Linked DNA regions of Homo sapiens: all the other regions are linked to region 2. A link is a contact called in ENCODE Hi-C data. All regions are on one chromosome and are shown on one strand. Each heading gives the region's core, a stretch centred on a gene start or an enhancer-like site at or near the end of the contact. The rest is flanking DNA. Distances are from core to core; before and after follow the strand shown.

Region 1 (5,933 bases), core at 260-2,759, 1.8 Mb after region 2:
ACTTTGTTCAACTTCCCAAACGACTTCGGTCATTCTACTGTCATCGTCTTCATTCACTGCACTCTCTATGAAAATCTACCCATCGGCTCCATCAACAATGTATTTAGTAACCCTATGTAGAGTAACCTCCATCAGGCCTAGAACATGCACTGGGGAGTGCGGTGGAGGAAGAAGAGGAAGGGAGCAGGTGAGTGAAGGAAAGCCCCGGCTTCCCGCCCCTAGAGACTGCAACTGGACCCTGCACTGTGCCTCCAGGACAAGGCTACCTATCTACCTCCTCTACGACCATGTGACTTTTACAGCTTGCCTCTGGAGCACCATTTCCTTTGTGCAGCAAAATATAAAGAGTTCTTAAACAAAGGCACTCTAACCAACTGCAGGCGTTTCGTTCTTTTTTTTTTTTTTTCTTCTTGATTCGAAGTCTCACTCTGTCGCCGAGGTTGGAGTGCAGTGGGGCGATCTCGGCTCACTGCAACCTCCACCTCCAGGGTTCAAACGATTCTCTTGTCTCAGCCTCCCCAGTAGCTTGCGCCCAGGCCTGGCTAATTTTTTTGTATTTTTAGTAGAGACGGGGTTTCACCGTGTTAGTTAGGCTGGTCGAGAACTCCCGACCTCTGGTGATCCGCCCGCCTCGGCCTCCCAAAGTGTTGGGATTACAAGGCGTGAGCCACCACGGCCGGCCAACTGCAGGCGTTTCGACCTTTTTGTTTGTTTCACTCTGGCCAGGCTTGAAGTTTCTAAACTTTACCAGTAATAAGTGACAGAACGTACGCTCTTAGCAGTTGATTACTTTGCAGAAAAAAGTTATTGTGGTTTTGGCTCAAACCGACAGACAGCAGCAGGTTTCCTGGATGAAGAAGAGAGATACCGGGGTGTGCTGGCCGCCAGGAACTGGCCGCCTCCAGCTGAAGCCCGGGAGGACCCAGGGTCTTGGCCCGGGCACCCCGCGGGCCTGTTATGTTTTCATTATGACTCGGCGGAACAACCCCTCCTTTTCACTTTTCGAAGTGAGCAAACAAAAGATCCAACCCCCAACATTTCAAACGGCCAGGTGTGGGGGAACGCCAGGCCCGCGTGGGGACAGCCTTTTAAGGTTTAAACAGCCGGGGCGCCCCGAAAGCGCTCATCGCCCCGGAGGACAAAGGCGGCAGGGGCACGCCCCGGCGCCGGCGTCGCTACTCGGGACCGCCAGGAGGCGGCAGCCAGGTCCCCGAGTGTTTCTTAGACTGAAGCGCGAAACCGTCCCCACCCGCCCTGAGCGCTTCAATCCAAGAGTGCAACTTCTCCAGGCCGCCCTGCAAAGCCGAAGGAACCCGCGGCCCCACTCCGGTCCGCGCGCCCGGTCCACTAACCCTCGTTTCCCCTCCAGCCGGAGCAAGACGCAGACCTGCTCGGTGCCCAGTCGACGCCCCCTGCCTACCTGCCGGGTGCCCCCTGCGGAGCCCCGAGGCCGAGCTCATTGCAGCCAAACGCGCAGCCAGACACCTTGCCCTCCTCTTCCTGAAGCCACAGGCTCCCGGGCCCGGCCCCGCCCTCGGCCCTTCCTCGGCGGCCCCGCCCCCTGCCCCCGAGCGTGGGGCCAGTTGGTTCTGATTGCGCGCCGCCCGGGCTCCCGTGGATCGGGCTGGTCCTTCCCAGAGTTAAAGCTCCTCCCAGTCGCTCCGGAGCCCGCGGGGACCAAGAGCGCGGGGGCAGGGAGAGGTACGCGGTCTTCGCCTCCAGGCCCGCTGGGACTAACCGTGCCCTGGGGACATGCCAGTTGCCACCCGGGGGGACACACAGACCGCCTAGCCCGAGGCAATTTCACATCACTTGTGTGAGCTCGGACTCATTTAATCCCAGCTGCCCCAAACATTTGCTATTCCTTACTTTGCTATGCCTGTACTTTCTAGAGGTACAGGCATAGATTGTTTTATACCGCTTAGCAGATACTGCCTGTATTTCAACATTGGCTCGCTTTGTGTCTCTGTGTCACATTTTGGTACTCTCGCAATATTTCAAAATTTTTCATTGTTATTATGTCTGCTGTTGTGATCTGTGATCAGTAATCTTTAATATTATTGCAATTGTTTTGGGGCACCATGAACCGCGCTCATAAAGGAAGGGGAAATTAATCCATAAGCCCTGTATGTGTTTGGACTGTTCCACCGAACTTTCCCTTCTCTCTCCCCCTCCTGGGGCCTCCCTATTCCTGGAAACACAATTTTGAAATTAGGCCAACTAATAATCCTACAAAGGCCTCTAAGTGTCCAAATGAAAGGAAGAGCCTGTCACTTTAAATCAAAAGCAAACATGATTAAGTTAGTGAGGAAGTAATGTTGGTAGGCAGAAAGCTAGGCTTCTTGCTCCAGTTAGCCAAGTTGTGAGTGCAAAGGAGAAAAGCCAAGTCATGAATGCAAAGGAAAAAATTTTGAAGGAAATTAAAAATGCTACTCCAGTAAACACACAAAAGACAATAAAGCTAAACAGCCTTATTGCTGATATGGAGAAAGTTCTAGTTGGTCTGGATAGAAGATAAAAACAGCCACAACATTCCCTTAAGCCAAAGCCTAATCCAGAGCAAGGCCCTAACTCTTCAATTCTATGGAGGCTGAGAGAGGTGAGGGAATTGCAAAAGAAAAGCTGGAAGCTAGCAGAGAGGATGGTTCCTGAGGTTTAAGGAAAGAAACTATCTTCATGACATAAAAGTGCAAGGTGAAGCAGCAGGTGCTAACGTAGAAGCTGCATCAGGTTATCCAGATCTAGCTAAAATCATTGATAAAGGCAGCTACACTAAACAACAATCTTTTGTTTTTGAGACAGTCTTGCTTTGTCACCAAGGCTGGAGTACAGTGGTGCGATCTTTTGCAACCTCTGCCTCCTGGGTTCAAACGATTCTTCTGCCTCAGCCTCCCAAGTAACTGGGATTACAGGATGTGCCACCATGTCCAGGTTAATTTTGTATTTTTAGTAGAGACAGAGTTTCACCATGTTTGGCCAGGCTGGTCTTGAACTCCTGACCTTGAGCAATCTGCCCGCCTCGGTCTCCCAAAGTGCTGGGATTACAGGTGTGAGCCACCGTGCCCAGCCAAAACAACAGATCTTAAATGTATATGAAACGGCCTTCTATTGGAAGAAGATTCCATCTAAGACTTTCATAGCTAGAGAGAAGTCAATGCCTGTCTTCAAAGCTTCAAAGAACAGGCTGATGCTCTTGTTAGGGGCTAATACAACTGATGACTTTAAAGCCAACATTCCTTTACCATTCTGAAAATCCTAGTGCCCTTAAGAATTATGCTAAATATGATCTATAAATGGACCAACAAAGGCTAGTTAGTGACAGCACATCTATTTACAGCATGGCTTAGAGAATATTTAAAGCCCACTGTTGAGCTCTAGTGCTCAGAAGAAAGGTTCCTTTCAAAATATTACTCCTCATTGACAATACACCTGGTCATCCAAGAGTTCTGATAGAGATGTACAGAGACTGATGCTGTTATCGTGCTTGCTAACACAACATCCATTCTGAAGCCCAGGGATCAAGGAGAAATTTTGACTTTCAAGTCTTATTTACAAAATACATTTCATAAGGCTATAGCTGTCATCATGATTCCTCTGATAGTTCTGAGCAAAGTAAATTGAAAATCTTCTGGAAAGGATTCATCATTCGAGATGCCATTAAGAACATTTGTGATTCATGGGAGGTCAAAATATCCACTTACGGTATGTAACTAGAGACTAGAGGGGGAAAAAAAGAAAAACGAAAAATTAAAAGTACATGTATCAGCCACAGTGGCTCATGCCTGTAAACCCAGCACTTTGGGAGGCCAAGGTGGATTGCTTGAGGCCAGGAGTTTTGAGACCAGCCTAGGCAACAATGCAAGACCCTGTCTCTACAATTTTTTTTTTTTTTTAATTAGCCAAGAGTGGTGGCACATGCCTGTATTCCCAGCAACTCAGGACACTAAGATGGCAGGATTATTTGAGCCCAAGTTTGAGGCTGCAGTCAGCTGACTGTGCCACTGCACTCCAGTCTGGGTGACAGAGTAAGACACTCTTTAAAAAAAAAAAAAAAAAAAAAAAAAAAATATATATATATATATATATATATATATATAATATATATAAAATACATATATAAATATTTAAAAATTATATATATTTCAATTGGCACACTGGGTGGTATTTTACAGGCAGGACAACATACCTATCCATTTTATATATATATATATATATATATATATATATATATATATACACACACACATATACACACACACATACATTATACATAGGTATATGCATATATCTCCACATTAACAGGAGTTTGAAAGAAGTTAATTCCAATCCTCATCACTGATGTTGAGGGGTTCAAGACTTCAGTGAGGGAAGTCACTGTAGATGTGGCAGAAGTAGCAAGACAAATAGAATTGGAAGTGGGGCCTGAAAATGTGGCTGCATTGTTGCCATCTCATGATAAAACTTTGATAGATGAGGAGATGCTTTTTACGGATGAGCAAAGAAAGTGGTTTATTGAGATAGAATCTACTCCTGGTGAATATGCTGTGAATTGTGTTTAAATGACAACAAAGGATTCAGGGTATTAGTTGACAAAGCAGTGGCAGGGTTTGGGGGGATTGACCCCAATTTTGAAAGAAGGTCTGTGGATAAAATGCTACCAAACAGCATCACATGCTACAGGGAAATCTTTAGTGAATGGAACAATCAATGGATGGCCAGGTGCAGTGGCTCATGCCTGTAATCCCAGGACTTTGGGAGGCCAGGAGTTCGAGCCCAGACTGGCCAACATGGCAAAACCCTGTCTCTACTAAAAATAACAAAAATTAGCCGGGCACGGTGGCAGGCACCTGTAATCCCAGCTACTCAGGAGGCTGAGGCACAAGAATCACTTGAACCAGGAGGCAGAGGTTGCAGTGAGCCAAGATCATGCCACTGCACTCCAGCCTGAGTGACAGAACGAGACTCCATCTCAAAACAAACAAAAAAATGAAGCAAACTTCCTTATTGCCTTATTTTAAGAGATTGCCAGTCATCCCAGCCTTCAGCAACTACCACCCTAATCAGTCAGCAGCCCTCAACAATACCCCACACCAACATTTATAACTCGCTGAAGGCTCAGATGATCCCTAGCATCTTTTAGCAATATTTTAAAATTAAGGTATATACATTATTTTTTTAGACATGTTATTGCACACTTAACAGACTACACTTTAGTATGAAAAACTTTCATATGCACTGGGAAACCAGAAAATTTGTGTGACTCTTTTATTGGTGGTCTGGAACCAAACTCGAAATCCCTCTGAGGTATCCCATAGGGGGTGGCATATATGTTCCTGTTTCATGTGTAGTCCTTTCCCCAGTGCAAGTTACTTTGTAGGACTTGCAGTAACTTATTTTAAATGTTCTTTGTATATGAAACTTGGGCCAAAGTAAACTGGAGGTAACTCCTGGATTTTTTTTTTTTTTTTTTGAGACAGTTTAGCTGTTGTTGCCCAGGCTGGAGTGCAATGGCATGATCTCAGCTCACCGCAACCTCTGCCGCCCGGGTTCAAGCGATTCTCCTGCCTTGGCCTCCCAAGTAGCTAGGATTACAGGCGTGCACTACCATGCCTGGCTAATTTTGTATTTTTAGTAGAGATGGGGTTTCTCCATGTTGGTCAGGCTGGTATCAAACTCCCGACCTGGTATCTGCCCACCTTGGCCTCCCAGAATGTTGGGATTACGGGCATGAGCCACGACACCTGGCTTCTCCTGGATTTTTCAAATCTGGCTTTCATAGGTAGAGCTAATTCAGGGACAGAACCATGCAGAAATTCACAGAATGATGAGGGTCTCTAGATAATGGTGTTTCCTGGGGAGAGCATGTTGTCCTACCCCAAAAATAGCAGCCAAACAGTGTGCCAACAAGGTGCCATGGGGTGCTCAATGTTGGA
Region 2 (5,841 bases), core at 1,716-4,215:
AGTGGAGTTGTGCAACTAAATAGTGCTAATAACATTTCTACTTTCTCTTTTCATTAGCATTTTGCAAACCCTTCTTAAGCCATGCACTCTCTCTGTTCATGCTCATTGATTCTGGATGGGTGTCGTGTGTGGTGGCATTTACCTCCCAGAGAATTACAAACCAACTGAACAATTGTAGTTTTACAAATAGAGTAATTTAATACCACTCTTTATAACAAAATAAGTACTCAGCTATTTTGGATATACTGTGACCAACAATTCCGGCCAAAATCCATGTCGAACAAGGATATAGGTAGGAAAGTGGGTGGTTTAAAATTATCTTTAGGGTCTCAATAAAAATGATTTTTTCCCATAATCCTCTATCTTTCTTACCACTTCTGCCCACCCAAAAGATCTCTTAGTATTCTCTTCCTTTACTGCTTCTGCTATTATTTTTTTACCTATATAAAATAAGAGAGATGAAGCAGAAAGTATTCCTTTATGTGGCAAAATCGCCCTGAATGTAATTTGGGGAAATTCATCCTTAAGGAGCACTGAATGAGCTGTGTGGTTTCATGTTTAAAATAGTGCATCCAGCTGGGCATGGTGGCTCTCGTCTGTAATCCCAGCACTTTGGGAGACTGAAGCAGGCAGATTACCTGAGGTCAGAAGTCCTAGACCAGCCTGGCCAACAGGGTGAAACCCTGTCTCTACTACAAATACAAAATTTGCCGGGCGTGGTGGTGCGGGCCTGTAATCCCAGCTACTGGGAGGCTGAGACAGGAGAATCGCATGAACCTGGGAGGCGGAGGTTGCAGTGAGCCGAGATCACACCACTGCATTCCAGCATGGGCGAAAGAGCGAGATTCCATCGCAAAAAATAATAATAATAAAATAAAAGTGTATCCATAATATTATGAACAATATCCCTTCCTGTATTCGTTTGCTAGGGCAGCCATAACAAAGTACTACAGACTGGATGTTTTAAACAACAGAAATTTATATTTATATCCTCACCGTTCTGGAGACTAGAAGTCAAAACTCAAGGTGTCAGCAGGGTTGATTTCTTCTGAGACCTCTCTCCTGACTTGTAGATGGCTGCCTTCTGACTGTGTCCTCACATCCTCTTTCCTCTCTGTGTCCTTATCTCCTCTTCAGACACCAGTCATATTGGTAAGAGCCCATCCACAGGACTCCATTTTAGCTTAATTACCTCTTTAAAGGCCCTTTCTCCAAATACAGTCTTATTCTGAGGCACTGGGGGTTAGGACTTCAACATATAGTGGTGAGGAGAGGCTGAATTCAGCCCAGATTTCCTATCTGCCCCGCACAGCTATTAACCTAGTGAAAATGAGAGATTTAGGAAAACACTACACGTGCAGTTACATCCTGTACAATATAAAAGGGTGGCTGTTGGAGTTGTTAAATTAGTCACAGCTTCAACTATTTTAAAATCATTTATGAATTTAAATTGCTTGTATGGGATGATGTATATAGTGGCTACTGTTTCAGAGAGCAAAGCCCTAGAATCAGATGACATCCAGAATGTCATGTTGAAGATCGTATCTGCAAACAAGTAGTTTAAATTTTTAAAAACTTCTCTTAATTCAAAAATTCAAAAAAAATGAGAAAAGTAATCTCACAAGTAGTGGTTAATTATAGAAGATGAGAGGTGTGGAGGTTTTTTTTTTTTGTTTGGGGTGCATAAGCTTAAAATAACATGAAAAGCATGTCAAAAAGAATATGAGAACAGAGTGGACTTGAAATTTAACATATCCTACTGGCATCACTTGTTTATAGAAAAATAAAATGGATCATGTATTTATTTGAGGACTCACTATGCTTTCTTTGATCACATTTTTATAGGTACAGCGTGGTGTTCAAACTTTTAATGTATGGAGAAAAATGAAACGGCTAGAAAAATGGCCCAGTACAGACAATTCTATGCTCAATCCAACTTGAACAGAAACTACAGGATTTGGCCTAAACAAGACTGAAAGGGAAGCCCTTATCAGGAAAGCCATTATCTGAGAAGATAAAATAAAGTAATACTTTGTTTTTAAAGTATTATACAATTCATATCTAATATTTCAACCTCAGCCTTTCAAGTGTTGTCTAACACCAATAATAATATTGCCACCCCTCCCTCAACCGGTTATCTTCTTTTCATATTTCTAGCTACTTAAATCCACCAAGCAAATTCTGGTTTCGCTATTTCTGGATTTAAGTACATTTTCTAATGCACCCAGGCCACACGCAGGAATGGACACAGCTTTCGCTCTCCGCATAAGTTTTCTAGCCCAGGGCAAGCTCTCAGAACGTGACTCCTCGTGCCTCGCTGCCCGCCCCTCGCTCCCCCCACTCCCGCCATCATCCCTTCCGCAGAGTTGGCTGCCAAGCCGACACCCACAGATTCTGCATTCCACGGCTTCCCAGCATCCTGCTGTCTCTGCGTGGAGGAAAGGGTGCTGCGAATCCCAGTTTAGATAAGGAACCCCGTCTTTTCACTACTACACCGAAGCATGCAGGAATAGGGCGTTGACCCCATTCTCCCAGCTCAGGGCACAGGTGCTAAGGCCGACCCATCTCACGGGCCTGTTCACCAGTTTCCCACACTCAGTACAGATCCTAACACGGTTTATGCACTTCATAACCATGCGTTTGTGTTTGTCAACTGACAAACGAGTGATAATGACAAACGAATGACACAAGGGAAACCAACAGCCAATCAGAGCGCAAGGTTGTGTTGCCAGCATCCCAGTTTCAGGGACAGTCACCGCCAAGCCCGACCCTGCAAAGGGTCGTAACCGGACTTCGGGGCAAACTTCAGGTCCCCCGCCTGCTAGCCCGCCAACCCCCTCCGCCAGGCAGCCGGCGCGCCTCCAGGTTCCGCCCAGGCGTCGCTGAGTGGCGGCGGCGGGGAGAATGCGCGCGGCGCAGCCAATCCGGGGGCGTTCCTACACCCCCTGCCCGCCCCCGACCTTCCAGAGCAGAGCAGGACACTGGCGCCGCGGGTCAGGCAGCTGCGTGCGCGTCTCCTCCAGGCAGCAAGGGGAACCCGAGGCCGCCGGCGCCCGGACCATGTCGTCTCCGGGGCCGTCGCAGCCGCCGGCCGAGGACCCGCCCTGGCCCGCGCGCCTCCTGCGTGCGCCTCTGGGGCTGCTGCGGCTGGACCCCAGCGGGGGCGCGCTGCTGCTATGCGGCCTCGTAGCGCTGCTGGGCTGGAGCTGGCTGCGGAGGCGCCGGGCGCGGGGCATCCCGCCCGGGCCCACGCCCTGGCCTCTGGTGGGCAACTTCGGTCACGTGCTGCTGCCTCCCTTCCTCCGGCGGCGGAGCTGGCTGAGCAGCAGGACCAGGGCCGCAGGGATTGATCCCTCGGTCATAGGCCCGCAGGTGCTCCTGGCTCACCTAGCCCGCGTGTACGGCAGCATCTTCAGCTTCTTTATCGGCCACTACCTGGTGGTGGTCCTCAGCGACTTCCACAGCGTGCGCGAGGCGCTGGTGCAGCAGGCCGAGGTCTTCAGCGACCGCCCGCGGGTGCCGCTCATCTCCATCGTGACCAAGGAGAAGGGTGAGCGGGAGGTCGTGGGCTGTGGGTACGCGGATGCCGCGGATGAGTCTCCAGGTGCGTGGGGGCTGCAGTTCCTGTGCCCCTTCCGGCCGCCCGCGCCCCCAGGCTGCCTCACACCTGCATCCTGAACTAACAGGTGATGGTGGTGGCGGCGCTTCTCCTTTCTGATGCCTTTAAGATCCCATCAAGTAGTGACGGACGCGTGACTTGCTCATACTCCAAGATCATAAGTAGAAAAGTCATCCGGAGATTGAGGGAGAGTAATAGGGATGGCGGAAGGACAAGGTGGCAAGCCAGGTTCCATCTTTCCAAAAGTAGCCTTCCCTTCCACCAGCTGTGACCTCGGAGAGAAACTTTGGCCCCCATGTTAGAAAGAGGGAAGGATATTCTTTTTACCTTGTGGGTTTCGAATGTAAGAATTTAAGAAGATAATTTCCAATAAGATAAAAAGTCCAGAAAACACAGAAGAAGCCTATTACCAAATCTCCGGCTTTGGTTCATAGCCTCTGATTCCTGCGTATGGGAGTCTAAATTGGACATTTTTGGGGGTTGGAAAACGTGTTATCTGCTGCAATAAAATGTCCAATCTAACCTGTCTCTACCGTCCCCCTTTGTCTTACTGGCTGGCTTAGGTCTCTGACTTCTTTTCTGAGTCACTCCTACGCATCAGTCAGGTGTTAAATGCCTTTTCCTTGGGGAAGCCTTTTCTCACAGCCTCTGCAAGTAGGGTAGCCTCCCTTGTTAGAACCAGGTCCCTTGCCCAAGCACTTTTCCTTCACTACACTTTTCAAAACTGACGCTACATAACTTTATGACCTTGGGCCTGGATGTCAGTCTTCACCACTGTTCTGACATCTAGGAGGACAGAGTCATTGCTGTCTGAAACATAGTAGGAGTTCAAGTATCTATTAAATGAATGCTATTTCCTGCCCCTATAACATGGCAAAGAAAGATCTAGGCTTTTCAGAATCTGATAAAGCCAGAGTTTTGCATCAGGATTTTAAACGGAAAAGACAAATATTGTATGATCCACTTATATGAGGTGCCTCCTAGCGTAGTGAAATTCATAGGGACAGAAAGTCTCAGTTTTGCAAGATGAAAAAAGTTCTATGGATGGATGGTAGCAATGGTTGCACAACAGTGTGACAGTACCTAATGCCATTAAGGTGTGCACTTAAAAATGGTTAAGATGGTAAATTTTATATGTATTTCACCACAATTTTTAAAAAAGAAAAGAAAAGCAGGTAGGTTTTCTCCAGGCACCCATGAGCTCAGAAGAGAATTTTAGGTAGAAGCAGTATTACGAAGGCATGTAGTGGATGAGGTGTGAACTGTGACATTTGTTTTTCAGTGGGGCATTTAAAGTATTATGATCTTTATCCCTACTCATTTAAAATCCTTAGATAATGTCTTAGTGTTCATCCATGTTGTGGCATATGTGAAAATTTTCTTTTGAAGACTAATATTCCATCATATGTACAATCATCCCTCCTTATCTGTAGGGGATTCCTTCCAGGACCTCCTGCGAATAACAAAACCCTAGGATGCTCAAGTCCCTGATATAAAATGGTGTAGTATTTGCATATAGCCTATGCATATCCTCTTGGATACTTTAAATCATCTCTAGATTATTTATAATACCTACTACAATGTAAATGCTTTGTAAATAGTTGTTATACAGTATTGTTTAAGGAATGACAAGAAAAAAAGTCTACACATTCAGTACAGATGTGTTTTTTTGATCTGCGGTTGGTGGAACCAACAGATGTGGAACCCATAAATGTGGAGGGTCGACTGTATATACCACATTTTGTTTACCCATTCATCCATTGATAGACACTTGTGCCTCCAACTTTGGGCTATTGTGAATAATGCTGCTATAAATAGAAGGGGGCAAATATCTGAGTCCCTAGGAGTTACTTGATCATGTGGTAATTCTAGGTTTAATTTTTTGAAGAACCATCATACTATTTTACAGTGAGTGCACCAGTTTACATTCCCACAGGGGTCCCAATTTCTCCACGTCCTCACCAACACTTCTTTTTTTTTTTTTTTTCACACTTGCTTTTAAGATTGGGCTTAAATGTTACCTCTTTGAGAATGTGTACCCTGAGATGCTTCCCTACCCTGCAGAAGGAGATGAACTTCTATGATACCATTGTTTCATTTTAAGACCTTCCCAGTCCCTTCTAATCAATCCATAAGTCTTACTGACTCCTACAGCAGATATGTGTGCTACATCCATCTACTTTTCTCCATCTCTACTGTCAGCATCCTCATCCAAGCTACCA
Region 3 (5,586 bases), core at 2,773-5,272, 1.6 Mb after region 2:
GGAGAAGGACGGATTGACTCCATATTCGACTTCCTAAATCTAGTTTAAAAAACATGTTCCCTATCTGGGGTGCTTTTAGGAAAGAATATAGTAAATGCCTTATTTAATAACATACCTCTTTTTGAAAGTTACCTTTTCTCTCCACCCTTGAGTAGGCTCAGTATTTGATGAAACTCATGAAAGTGGGTGAAAATTCTCTTGCCCCTGTTCTTTTCTGGGATGCACTAAATATGTGACTGTGACTTTCAAGGAAATTTGTTTGCCGGTTGCTGATTTTTGGGGAAGTTAATTTCTAACTTCTTTAACTGATGAATAAAGAAAAGTATTGCACCTTTGAAATGCAACAAGTGGATTGAGTTTGTAACTTAAAAAAACTTTTTTCCCTGTCAGTCATTGTCTTATATTATTATAGATTTGCAATCAATAGTATATGATGTTTCTAGAATGCAGCTGAAGACCTGGTATGTAGAGGCAATGTGAAGAGCGGTAGCAGAAGACCGACATCTATGGAATGATTCACAGCCTCTCAAGTTATAAGGATGGAGACCTGCTTCATGAAGAAGTTGGGGTGTGGTGGGGATGGATAGAACACTTAACAACATGAGATCAGTCAGGGGAATCTCCTCACTTCTGTGTAGCAGACGAGGAACCCAAGAGCCCCCAAATGAGGCTCTCTGGTTTGTTTTTTTTTTTGAGATGGAGTCTTGCTCTGTCGCCCAGGCTGGAGTGTAGTGGCACAACCTCGGCTCACTGCAACCTCTGCCTCCCCGGGGTCAAGCAATTCTCCTCCCTTAGCCTCCCGAGTAGCCAGGACTACAGGCACGTTCCACCACGCCCGGCTAATTTTTGTATTCTTAGTAGAGACAGGGTTTCACCAATGTTGGCCAGGCTGGTCTTGAACTCCTGATCTTGTGATCCGCCCGTCTTGGCCTCCCAAAGTGCTGGGATTACAGGCATGAGCCACCACGCCTGGCTGGCTCTCTGGTTTAATAAAAATTGTGTAAAGAATCTTATTGAAAGGTGACAATGTGCTGGCGGCCCTCGCTGGCTCTCAGCGCCTCCTTGGCCTCAGAGTCCGCTCTGGCCATGCTTGAGGAGCCCTTCAGCCCGCTGCTGCACTGTGGGAGCCCCTCTCCAGGCTTGCGGAAGCTGGTACCAGCTCCCTCTGCTTGCAGGGAGGTTGAGGGAGAGACGCGGGTGGGAACCGGGGCTGCATGTGGCCTTGCGGGACAGCGCGAGTTCCGGGTGGGCGTGGGCTCCGTGGCCCCGCACTCGGAGGGCGGCCGGCACCCCCGGCCCGGGCAGTGAAGGGCTTAGCACCTGGGCCAGCAGCTGCAGAGGGGGGCGTCAGGTCCCCCAGCACTGCCAGCCGGCCCGCGCCACGCTCAAATTCTCACCAGGCCTCAGCCACCTCCCCATGGGGCAGGGCTCGGATCTGCAGCCCGCCATGTGCAAGTCCCCCCGCGGTGGGCTTCTGCTAGGCCCTAGCCTCCCTGAGGGGCACCGCCCCTGCCTCAGCGGCGTCCAGTCCCATTGACTGCCCAAGGGCTGCTGAGTGCAGGCACGAGGCACGAGCGCAGGACTGGCAAGCAGCTCAGCCCGCAACCCTGGCATGGCATCCACTAGGGGAAGCCAACTGGGCTCCTGAGAGGGGTGGGGACTTGGAGAACTTTTATGTCTAGTTAGAGGATTGTAAATGCACCAATCAGCACTCTGTCTAGCTAAAGGTTTGTAAATGCACCAATCAGTGCTCTGTGTCTAGCTCAGGGTTCGTGGATGCACCAATCAGCACTCTGTATCTAGCTAATCTCCTGGGGACTTGGAGAACCTTTATGTCTAGCTAAAGGATTGTAAACACACCAATCAGCACCCTGTGTCTAGCTCAAGGTTTGTAAATGCACCAATCAGTGCTCCGTGTCTAGCTAATCTAGTGGGGACTTGGGGAACCTTTATATCCAGTTAAAGGATTGTAAATACACCAATCAGCACTCTGTATCTAGCTCAGGGATTGTAGACACATCAATCAGCACCCTGTCAAAACGGACCAATCAGCGCTCTGTAAAATGGACCAATCAGCAGGATGTGGGTGGGGCCAGATGGGGGAATAAAAGCAGGCTGCCAGAGCCAGCAGTGGCAACCTGTCTGGGTCCCGTGCCACGCTCTAGAAGCTTTGTTCTTTTGTTGTTTGCAATAAATCTTGCTGCTGCTCACTCTTTGGGTCTGCACTGCCTTTATGATCTGTAACACTCACCGTGAAGGTTTGCAGCTTCATTTCTGAGGCCAGTGAGACCCGAACCCACTGGGAGGAATGAACAACTCCGGACGCGCCACCTTAAGAGCTGTAACACTCACTGCCAAGGTCTGCAGCTTCACTCCTGAAGCCAGCGAAACCACTGAACCCACCAGGAGGAAGAAACTCCAAACATGTCCGAACATCAGAAAGAACAAACTCCGGACACGCTACCTTTAAGAACTGTAACACTCACCACCAGGGTCCGCGGCTTCATTCTTGAAGTCAGTGAGACCAAGAACCCACCAATTCAGGACACATTATCAAGATTCTTCACAAATGTTAATAGGGATTTTTATCAGTTTTAGTTGTAGTTTCCAATTTCTAAAAATGTTCAGGTAATTTTTTTACACCTTTCAGAACCTAGCTCATGAGTGTTGAATCAATGCTTTTTCATGTCAATTCTTTGTATAGGCATTCTTTTCAGTTGTATTAAACAAGAACCCTTCACAACAAAAAAACAAAAATACACGCTTCTTTCACTTGGAGCACTAGCTAATAGGAGGAAAAGATTCAGGTAAGGTAATTTACCTTCCCATATGAACTTAAAGTTTCATGTGTCACTCTCCATCTGGGGCAACTGTATTTTGAAAGACATGCTAGTTAACACAGGTGAATCAGCCTTTAATAGTGATAAAGTTTTTACTATAGTAGAAACTTGTGATTCTTTCCCTTTTCAATAAGGAAAGGAGATTACCGCCAGGAGTGATTTGCCACTTATTGCAGGTTTGCCAATTTTGATTCATTAACTGAACCCTCTTGCAGATTCAGGAGATAAAAATGCGGAGTGCCCAGTTAAATTTGAATTCAGATAAACACCAAATAATTTAGTATATCCCAGATATTTCATTTTTAAAATAATAAATGTGACCCATGCAATATTTGGGACATACTTCACTATTTGTATCTAAAATTCAAGTTTAACTGGGCATCCTATATTTTATCTAACAACCCTACTGTAATTGGTTTAGGTTGCTCTTTAATGCCTTTGGTTTGCTTTCAAAAATAAGTAGTCTCAAAACAAAGCATCCGATTTCCCAGTAGTTAGAAGAACTCAATACCGGTTCCGAAGCTTCTTCAATTAAAAACGTGCTTCAAAAGAGAAGCCAATTCTGTGGGAGATACTTTCCCAAAAAACTCGGGTTTGGGCCCCTATACCGTGAACTACAAACCTCCGCAGGGGTAGGCCCGGGCTGCCCGCCTCACACCGCACTCGCCAGCGAGCAGGGGCCCGGCACCGCAGCCCGGGGCAGAGGCCTTGGAGGTTGTGGAGGTGGGAGAGGCCTCGGCCGACCCGCTTCAATCCGTCTTCTCCAAGCTCGGTGGGGAAAACAAACTTCCTGAGCGGCCCTGCCCCCTCCAGATGCCGGACGCTGTTTTCGTCTCATCCCCGTCTGGGTTGGATGGCGAAGACGGCGCTCAGAGCACGCAGCACCGGGAATTAACAGCGAGTTTTGAAATCTAGAGCTCGCAAGGTGTGCGTCGCCTGCTGCTGTTCATTCCAGAGGGTCTTCTGCTGGAGAAGGAGGGGGCCCTCGACCTCGGGCTCCCGCTCTCGGGCTCCCGCTCTCTCGCTCTCTTTTTTTTTTTTTTTTTTGGTCGGAGGAAAGAAAACAGCCCTGCGCCCGGATGCGTAGAGAGCCGACAAGTGGAAACAGGGACACACCCTCCCGTGAGCCCGCCCAAGCTGGAGCCGCGGCGCGCTGAGCGAGCAGGCGGGGCGGGAGCGCCCACAGCTCGGAGCCACCAGGCGCTGACGAGGAGCCCGGCTGAGGGAGGATGCGCCGCTGACGCCTGCGGGAGCCGCGCGCCTGGGGCGGGAGGATGCTCCAGAGGGGCCTCTGGCCGTGGCGCACGCGGCTGCTGCCGACCCCTGGCACCTGGCGCCCAGCGCGCCCGTGGCCGCTGCCGCCTCCGCCCCAGGTAAGAGCGGGTGCCGGGCTGTGGGGGTTCGGGGTAGGCTGGTGCAAAGTTTGCGTTGGACAACTTTGGCGGGAGCAAAAGCCGAGCGGCCGAGCAGTCAACTGCGTTTTGCTGGCTGCCGGGCTCCGCGCGCCGGGCGGTCCCGACAGGTGGTGGCCGGGCGGCCGACGTGGGTCACGGAGGCCTGGGCTGAGGTCAAGACTCCGGGCCCGGGGAAGGTGAAGCCAGAGCGCTGCGGCTGGGGGTGCCTCACCCGGGCCGAGATAGGGTGCGGGGACCACCAGACTTCGGCCTGGGAGCAGCAGAATAACCTGGGAGGCAGTTTCTGGGCTGCAGCTCTCGGTCAGGAGCAAGTTTCCAAAGCCGCTGCGCCGCGGGGCCGGTTCCCTCTTGGTGATCAGTGCCCGAGCCCCTAAGGAGCCCGGAAACGATGAACGGGGCAGTGACCGTCCCGGGTGTGGACGGTCGCAGGAGAGTGAAATTTCCATCCTGAAATCTGCGAGCACCTCCCTTTCCCAGAAGGAAGAAAAACTCGCGTTTTGTTCAGACACCCGAGAGACGGGTGAATCATGAGTGTGCTGGTGAGTAACAGTTGGCCTGACACCGTTGTATTGTGGTCTGTGGAGAACCGTGGCTTGGAGGAGTAGAGAGTGGATGTGCACCAAAAAAGACTAGAAGAAGGGGAAAGCGCTGAGTTTAAGGAGGATTGCGATGGAGCCTGACAGGAGCCCGGGAGTGCAAACTCTGACCCAGATGAGGAAAGACAGCCAAAGCCTTCAGGGTGTGTGTGGTTGGGGAGGGAGCTGTTTCTGAGTTTTCGTTTGTTCCTCCCCCACACTGTTAAGATTACTTTCAGATTGTTAAAGGCTTAAAAGCCAAAAAGTAAGCAGTGTGATTCTCTTGTCACTTTCACTTCCTGTTTATTTTGTTCTTTTTTTTCCTTCCCCCCCTTTTCCTCCAGCTGTCTGAGGGCTTCAGTTTCAATTGATGCAGGGAATATTTAAGTGCATTTTTTTTTCCTTTTCATTGAGCTTGTGACCAAAGGATTAAGTGCATTCAGAAAATCAATTCCAGGAATGTTTGAAAGAGAATGAGGAAGGCCATGTTGTTACTAAATGTAAGAACAGGGGCAAACTCCTTAAAATGTAAAATGGTAGACTTATAAAGTCATTGGGGAGATGGGCTTTTTATACTTTTAAAGGTTGTACTTTTACTGTAAGTGTTGCATTGTGTAGTCAAAGAGATACCAAACATTAAAACAACCCAATACGAGGAACCCCTTTCACATGCCATTTTAAACACAGATTATTGTTTTTTGTTGTTGTTTTTGGAGACGGAGTCTTGCTCTGTTACCCAGGCTGGAGTGCAGTTGT
Region 4 (6,065 bases), core at 2,868-5,367, 1.5 Mb after region 2:
GCCTTGTGATTCATAGTTTCTAATCTGCTGTGGACTAGTTAAGTGTCTAACTACAGAAATTACAGCATGTCTGAAACAACAGCCAAATAGTTTATGTGACAATCAGAGAATTTCCTGTAAGTGCATGCACTATTGTTCATGAGTTGACTATGTGGTAATTATTTGCCAATAATCTCATCTTTTATTTTTCTTTTAGTATCTTAGTTGTGTTTTAGACCACTGAAATGTAAATGAGAGTTAAATGACATCAACATAAGTGATCAAATATTATTAAAGTCAGTGAAATTATTTATTCTCATGATAATGCGTGGTGAAACTCAACTGGAATGCCATAATGAAAAGAAGAAACAAAGATTCACTAAGAGCAAAAAAAAAAAAAAAAAAACACAGCCAGGATTGTTTTTAATTCAAGAAATACAAATACAAGTCAGTAGGAATATATAGAAAAGTTTCTGCATACCTTTGAAAACAGACCATATCTTATTCATTTTTGTATCCCCAATACCTAGCCTATTATAAATGTAATAAATCTGTAAATGGATCAGATAAAGGAGGAAAAAGCAGAAAACTGTTTCTTCATATTGGGAGATGGACACCTAATAGAGAATGCCACTAAAAGGGAAGGAGTGATCTACAAACGCCAAATGTGATTTACAAACTAGAGAATAAAAACCCTAGTGAGAAATATGGAAAGCCAGGCTACGATAAAGAATTGACATTTCTTGGCTGGGCATGGTGGCTCACGTCTGTAATCCCAGCACTTTGGGAGGCCGAGGCAGGCAGATCACCTGAGGTCAGGAGTTTGAGACCACCCTGGCCAACATGGTGAAACCCCATTATCTACTAAAAATACAACAATTAGCCAGGAGTGATGGTGCATACCTGTAGCCCCAGCTACTCAGGAGGCTGAGGCAGGAGAATCGCTTGAACCCAGGAGGTGGAGGTTACAGAGAGCCAAGATGGCGCCACTGTACTCCCGACTGGGTGACAGTCTCAAAAAAAAAAAAAGAGCTGACATTTCTTGAGCTAGAGATAGGCGTTCAGTTGTCCAAGGCTCCCACTTCTGTTATAGAGAATAGAGTCCTAAGTTGGGGATGACAAATAGTAACACACGTATTATTTCACTTCCATATATGCAGCAGAGATTAATTCAATTACCCACTCTTTCTCACTGAACAGACTTGGCCTCAGCATCTGCATCAACACTATACCTCAGAGAATCTGAGTTGACATAGGAAACATCATAATTGGCATTTGTGACACTGTAATCACAAATCTACAAAATATCACTTTTATTGGTCTGTAAAAGATTGAAGAGATGTCCTGAAAGAAAGGACCATCATCTTCCAAAGTAAGAGAATGAACCAATTCAGCTTAACTCTGCTATTCAAAAGCAGTGGTCCTCAAACTTCCCCATGCATCAGAATTGCCTGGAGAGCTTGCTGTAGGGCCCTATCTCCACCACTTCTGAATCAGTATACGGTCCAGGGTTTGGGCCCACAAATCTGCATTTCAAAAACTCTGAGATCTACCATTGTAGAGTACACTGGAACAAATTCTAAATATGAAAAACTGAAAATCTTTTGACAGCAAGACAGTAAATCATAACTAGCATAGCTTTATGAAGAAAAATGTAAATTAACCCAGTATAGTTTATAGTAAAGCAATGGTCTGGAGCTAAATAATCCTTGGTTTGACCGCTGGTTCTGCTAATTCCAGGTTCATGATTTTTACTAAGATTACTTCAGCTCTATAAACATTAGTTTCTTCACAGATAAAATAGGGATAAGAAAAATATCCCATGGAGTTATTGTTAGGATTAAATAGAAAAAAATACATATCTAGATTTACAAGCACAGTGCCTAGTAGATGGTTCAATCCTATTCATTCAATTCTTCATCCTTTTTTCACTTATAGTAGTAATGGAAATTAAAGCAAAAGAGTGAAATATTTTCATAAAGGTTGTAGTGTTTGTCAGGAGGAAAAATATCTACCTTCTAGAAGGGGTGCCACGGCAGCGACAGCACAAGGCCCGTGCGTCTGGGGTTCCTGTAACAAAAGAAAGGCATATGAATGTATGATATTTAATGTAAGTTTTACATGGCACCAGAGCCTTCATAAGGAAACGAAGACCTGAAGAAACCTGAGCGTTTTATACCAAGCTTGATGAAGAGTAGACTGTTATGGAAAACTGTGATAAGACAAAAAGATGGGCTAAGGGCAGTAAACTGGGGGAAACCTACCAAGGCCTATTCATTTAGATTCCTCTTGGCGTCTCTCTGTCTTCACAAATAAGACTGCTTCTTTTCTCCAGGTATAGAGAGGGCATCTCTCACATGAGGGTCTTATGACCTGCTTCATGGGAAGGTCAGAGTCCTCACACCTGCCATTTCTCAAATTCCATCAGCTTAAAACATTCAATATGCCAAGGTGTTATATTTTGGGGTAGTGTGCCCTGAACACCATCATAAACATGCTAGAAAAATTCTACAGCAAATTAGTGGACAAGGGGAAGGAGCTTAGGTATTAAAGATTGTGGAGAAGATCTATTAAAACACAGGGCCCCAATCCTCCTCTTAAGGAGTCTCCCCTTAAGAGACAGGGTTCACTTTCATCCCATATACTTCTGATTAAAAGGAGCCTCTTATACCCAGGAGAATACATTCCAGGTGCAGAAAGCCAATTACCTAGTTATTCCCTTACCCACGTAATTATAGACCTTAATCCAAATTCAAAGGACTCCTGGGAGATGCTGGAATCTGTAATTGTGTAATCTCTTTGATGAAGCACAGAGTGTGATCTTTTGCTCATGTGGGGCTAGGTTTCTGTGGAGAAGCTGGAAATGCTGTGGAAAAGGGCTTGCCCCTTTTGTGTATATGAACTCTAATGTAGTTGAAATTCCTAGAAGTCAAAGATATAAATCTAACTACTAAAATTCATTTAGTGCATTAAAATGCCAGTTATTAATTTACGGCAACAACTAAAGGGAAGCTTTGTATTATTCTAGGACTACAATGCAATTTATGCTTTGCATAATCATTCAGTAAATGACTTATTGCTCCAGAAATACCATCTTGCTAGATCCCATTCTGAATTCAGTGTTTCTGAGCAATCTCATCTCCAATACAGAGTGATGACATACTCAGGATTCCAAGACGGCAAAATGACTTGGGTAATGTAGTCTAGGGCCTGCCAGTGAGTATGCTGAGACAGACCAGAAAGACTTAAAGATTCCACTAATGTAGACAAAGCAAGCTGAGCCACAACTTCTCGGAACACCAACAGGATGCACCAACAATCGACAAAAAAAAAAAAAAAAAAGGAGATAAAGTTTAAAGTTTGTCTTCCAGCATTCCCTTACCCTATTTTCCCCTTCCTCTTCCCTACTTTATCAGTGGGAAAAGTTCTCAATAATGCAATTCTTACTGAGATTCTTGTGTTTATCAGAGAAATGTTTCCTCTTTCTTTGCCAAGGAATTATATATTCCCAACAGACATGGCGCTTGAATGCTATATTTCCTTTGGAATCAAGAAAGGGGAGGTGGGGGAATCAAAAATTAAAAACCAAACCCAAGCCATTGTTCCTCTTCGAGGAAGGGTGGGTGGTCAGTCGTCGCCTGAGCTCCGAACATCAACCCGCGGCTCTCAAGTTCCCCTCCCAGTAATGCTGGGCCCAGCCTCGCCGCGGCCGATCCAGCCTCTGCCCTAGGTGGAAGCGGGCCACCCGGTCCCTTCACCCACTGAGGCCCAGTCCTTTCGCCTCAACACGAAGGCACCTGGCCGGGCCGGAGCAGCAGCCGCGGGGCCGGCACTGGGGCCACGGAACCCCGGGCCAGACTCAGGCCTGGGCCAGCTCGGCTCCGGCCTGCAGGGGGCGCTGCGGCGGCACCGGCGCGAGGCCCGCGCGTGCGGGGAGCGACCCCAGGTGTAAGTCCCGGGGCGTGGGGCGCGTGGGTCAAGGCGGAGCGACCCAGGATCCCCGCGCCCGCGGCGGCCGCCGAGTGGCAGCGCTGGACTCGCGGAGAAGCTTGGGTACCTGAGCCGCGGTCCCGGGTGACACCCTCAGTGACGCCAGGCGCGTTCCTTCCTCTTCCTCTCTCCTCTCCGGCCCCGCCTTCCCTTCCCTCCGCCCACCTCCCTGAAGCGGAGCCGCCGTCGCCACCAGCGCCGTCATGTCGGCCCCCGCCGGGTCCTCTCACCCGGCCGCCAGCGCCCGGATCCCGCCCAAGTTCGGCGGAGCGGCCGTCTCAGGAGCCGCAGCGCCCGCGGGCCCGGGTGCGGGCCCGGCGCCGCACCAGCAGAACGGTGAGGCGGGCGGCCCGGGCGGAGCGCGGGGCCTAGCACCGGCTGGGCGGCCTGCACGGCCACATCGGGGCGGGGCGGGCCGGGCCGGGAAGGGCGTTCGGGGCCAGGCCCGGCCCGAGGGACGGGAGCGGGCGCGGTGCGGAGGCCGCGGGGTCCGGGTTGGGTGCGGGTAGGGGGCAGGGAAGGCACGGCGCGGGGCGCGCGGGGGTGGGACGCCCCTGGCGTGGGGGCGGGGGCCGGCCTGGGAAAGCTGGGGCCGTGGCTGTTTATGTAATGCGACCCCAGGCCCGAAACGGCCTCGGGCGAGTAGGGGCGACTGAAAAGCTGGGAGCCCACGTAGTAAAACCCAGTTACCTAGCCTGGACGCGGGCGAGTTGCCCCGAGCGACCCCTTGGCTGCGAGAGCTGGCCAGAAGCCGAGGCCGCTGAGTGCGTGGTCCGGAGAAGGCTGGTGCAGCCACCCAGCAGGGTGGATTGTGCCCTTCCTGTCTCAGGAAAATTGCTTCGGTTCCCGAGGCCCAGCGAACACGCTGCCTTGAGGAAACTTAAGTTTGCACTCAAGTTTGTAGACAAAAGGGTGTAAATATGCTATATAAGTGTAACTGTAACCCTGACCCAGTTCGGCCTCAAGAACTGTCATTGCCGCTGCGGCTGCTGCTCAAGCTTTTGGAGTTTGCTTGTAGTGTTTGAAAGGGAGCAGATGTAAACGGATTTAAACGAACATCTTTAGATCTGGGTGTTTTTCCTAGCTCCACTTTCAGAGATGAAAAAACGTGCCAGAGTTGGCCCTGCTTTGAGGCAGGGCCTTCATACAGGCAGCAGCCAAATGCAGCACGAAAGCCGCTTTCATATTAAGGTCGTGGGCTTTTAGTAGGCTGCAAAATGATGGATATGCATTCCCTAATGCTGAGATTTGGAATGTTCGCGGATAGGGGCCAAGGGTGGAGGAATTCTCCTTACAGACTTCTTAGTATGTCAGATGAGAACCTTGGAAAGTAATTGACTGAATTTAGAAAAATACCTCTGTCCTGTGTTGGTACGAGAACCAAACTGCATTAGTACTCTCCAGATGATTGACCTGTTTTATCTAATTTCCTAATGAAAATCTGCTGGACTTTATGAATTAGTTTAATCAACATCTAAGTTTTACAACTGATGCTTTTCAAACATGAAGTGTATCGTTTGTCCTGAGGATCAGAAGTTGAGTGATACTTTAGCCTTAATATTCTTTGGATCAGCCTTACCTATCAGTATTACATGCTGTACTCTCAGTAGTCATTGTTTACTATAATCGCTTTTGGATATAAACCTGTTCTGAACAAATGTAAAAATACTATTTGTGAGCAGTGTTTGTTCTTGTAACCTTAATATAAGTTCTTGTTTTTGTTTGTTTTTAAAATAGCTTTATGAAGGAACTAGAACACGATAATTTAGTAAAAGAGCCCAAGTCTTTTAGAACATTGTAGACTCATGTTTACCAGTGATTCAAGGATTGTGTCTTTCCTTGATTTTCTGAATATGCATTATCATCTTAGTGAACAGTTTTTAAAGTGGCAAATGTTTATTACAGCCTTATAAATTTTGTGAACACTCAAGAATGCCAGGATATGTACTCAGCCAAGTGTAATCAGGATGTTAAAATCTGTAAGAACAAATCAATGTTTTGATGCCAAATATAGATGATGCTTGAGTTCTCTTGTTTATAATCACTACTTTCCTTTAATGTTGCAATAATCATTTCAACATTTATTGCATGCTTAC

Evidence for each region. A loop is a pair of places that touch in the nucleus more often than their neighbours do. Pooled maps may share reads with other maps.
Region 1: a loop to region 2 is called in a pooled map, with 2.8 times the contacts of the local background. The contact joins the promoter of CASP6 here to the promoter of CYP2U1 in region 2. A Hi-C loop is called at or near these places in 5 of 50 pooled maps.
Region 3: a loop to region 2 is called in a pooled map, with 9 times the contacts of the local background. The contact joins the promoter of MCUB here to the promoter of CYP2U1 in region 2. A Hi-C loop is called at or near these places in 6 of 50 pooled maps.
Region 4: a loop to region 2 is called in a pooled map, with 6 times the contacts of the local background. The contact joins the promoter of SEC24B here to the promoter of CYP2U1 in region 2. A Hi-C loop is called at or near these places in 4 of 50 pooled maps.

What each region holds. Positions count from the first base shown.
Region 1 is chr4:109,701,936-109,707,868 of GRCh38, forward strand. CASP6 (caspase 6) reads right to left here and starts at 1,510. Exons shown (of 7, transcript NM_001226.4): 1 at 1,421-1,510. The coding sequence starts at 1,460. RefSeq lists enhancers at 112-171, 932-991, 1,882-1,931 and silencers at 1,172-1,281, 1,432-1,721.
Region 2 is chr4:107,928,584-107,934,424 of GRCh38, forward strand. CYP2U1 (cytochrome P450 family 2 subfamily U member 1) reads left to right here and starts at 2,966. Exons shown (of 5, transcript NM_183075.3): 1 at 2,966-3,550. The coding sequence starts at 3,061. CYP2U1-AS1 (CYP2U1 and SGMS2 antisense RNA 1) reads right to left here and starts at 3,536. Exons shown (of 7, transcript NR_125929.1): 1 at 3,388-3,536. The region is part of intron 1 of LOC107986298 (a long non-coding RNA gene); the gene reads right to left. LOC124900751 (a long non-coding RNA gene) reads right to left here and starts at 3,002. Exons shown (of 2, transcript XR_007058221.1): 1 at 2,390-3,002; 2 at 1-1,320. RefSeq lists enhancers at 2,336-2,843, 3,504-3,573, 3,634-3,703 and a silencer at 2,704-3,293.
Region 3 is chr4:109,556,224-109,561,809 of GRCh38, forward strand. It overlaps MCUB (mitochondrial calcium uniporter dominant negative subunit beta), which reads left to right and starts at 4,023. Exons shown (of 8, transcript NM_017918.5): 1 at 4,023-4,213. The coding sequence starts at 4,115. RefSeq lists a silencer at 3,970-4,289 and an enhancer at 4,710-4,909.
Region 4 is chr4:109,429,698-109,435,762 of GRCh38, forward strand. It overlaps SEC24B (SEC24 homolog B, COPII component), which reads left to right and starts at 4,118. Exons shown (of 24, transcript NM_006323.5): 1 at 4,118-4,305. The coding sequence starts at 4,173. It overlaps SEC24B-AS1 (SEC24B antisense RNA 1), which reads right to left and starts at 4,120. Exons shown (of 3, transcript NR_039978.1): 1 at 4,037-4,120; 2 at 1,995-2,049; 3 at 266-1,083. RefSeq lists silencers at 3,748-4,137, 4,188-4,457, 4,836-5,130 and enhancers at 4,012-4,871, 4,948-5,097.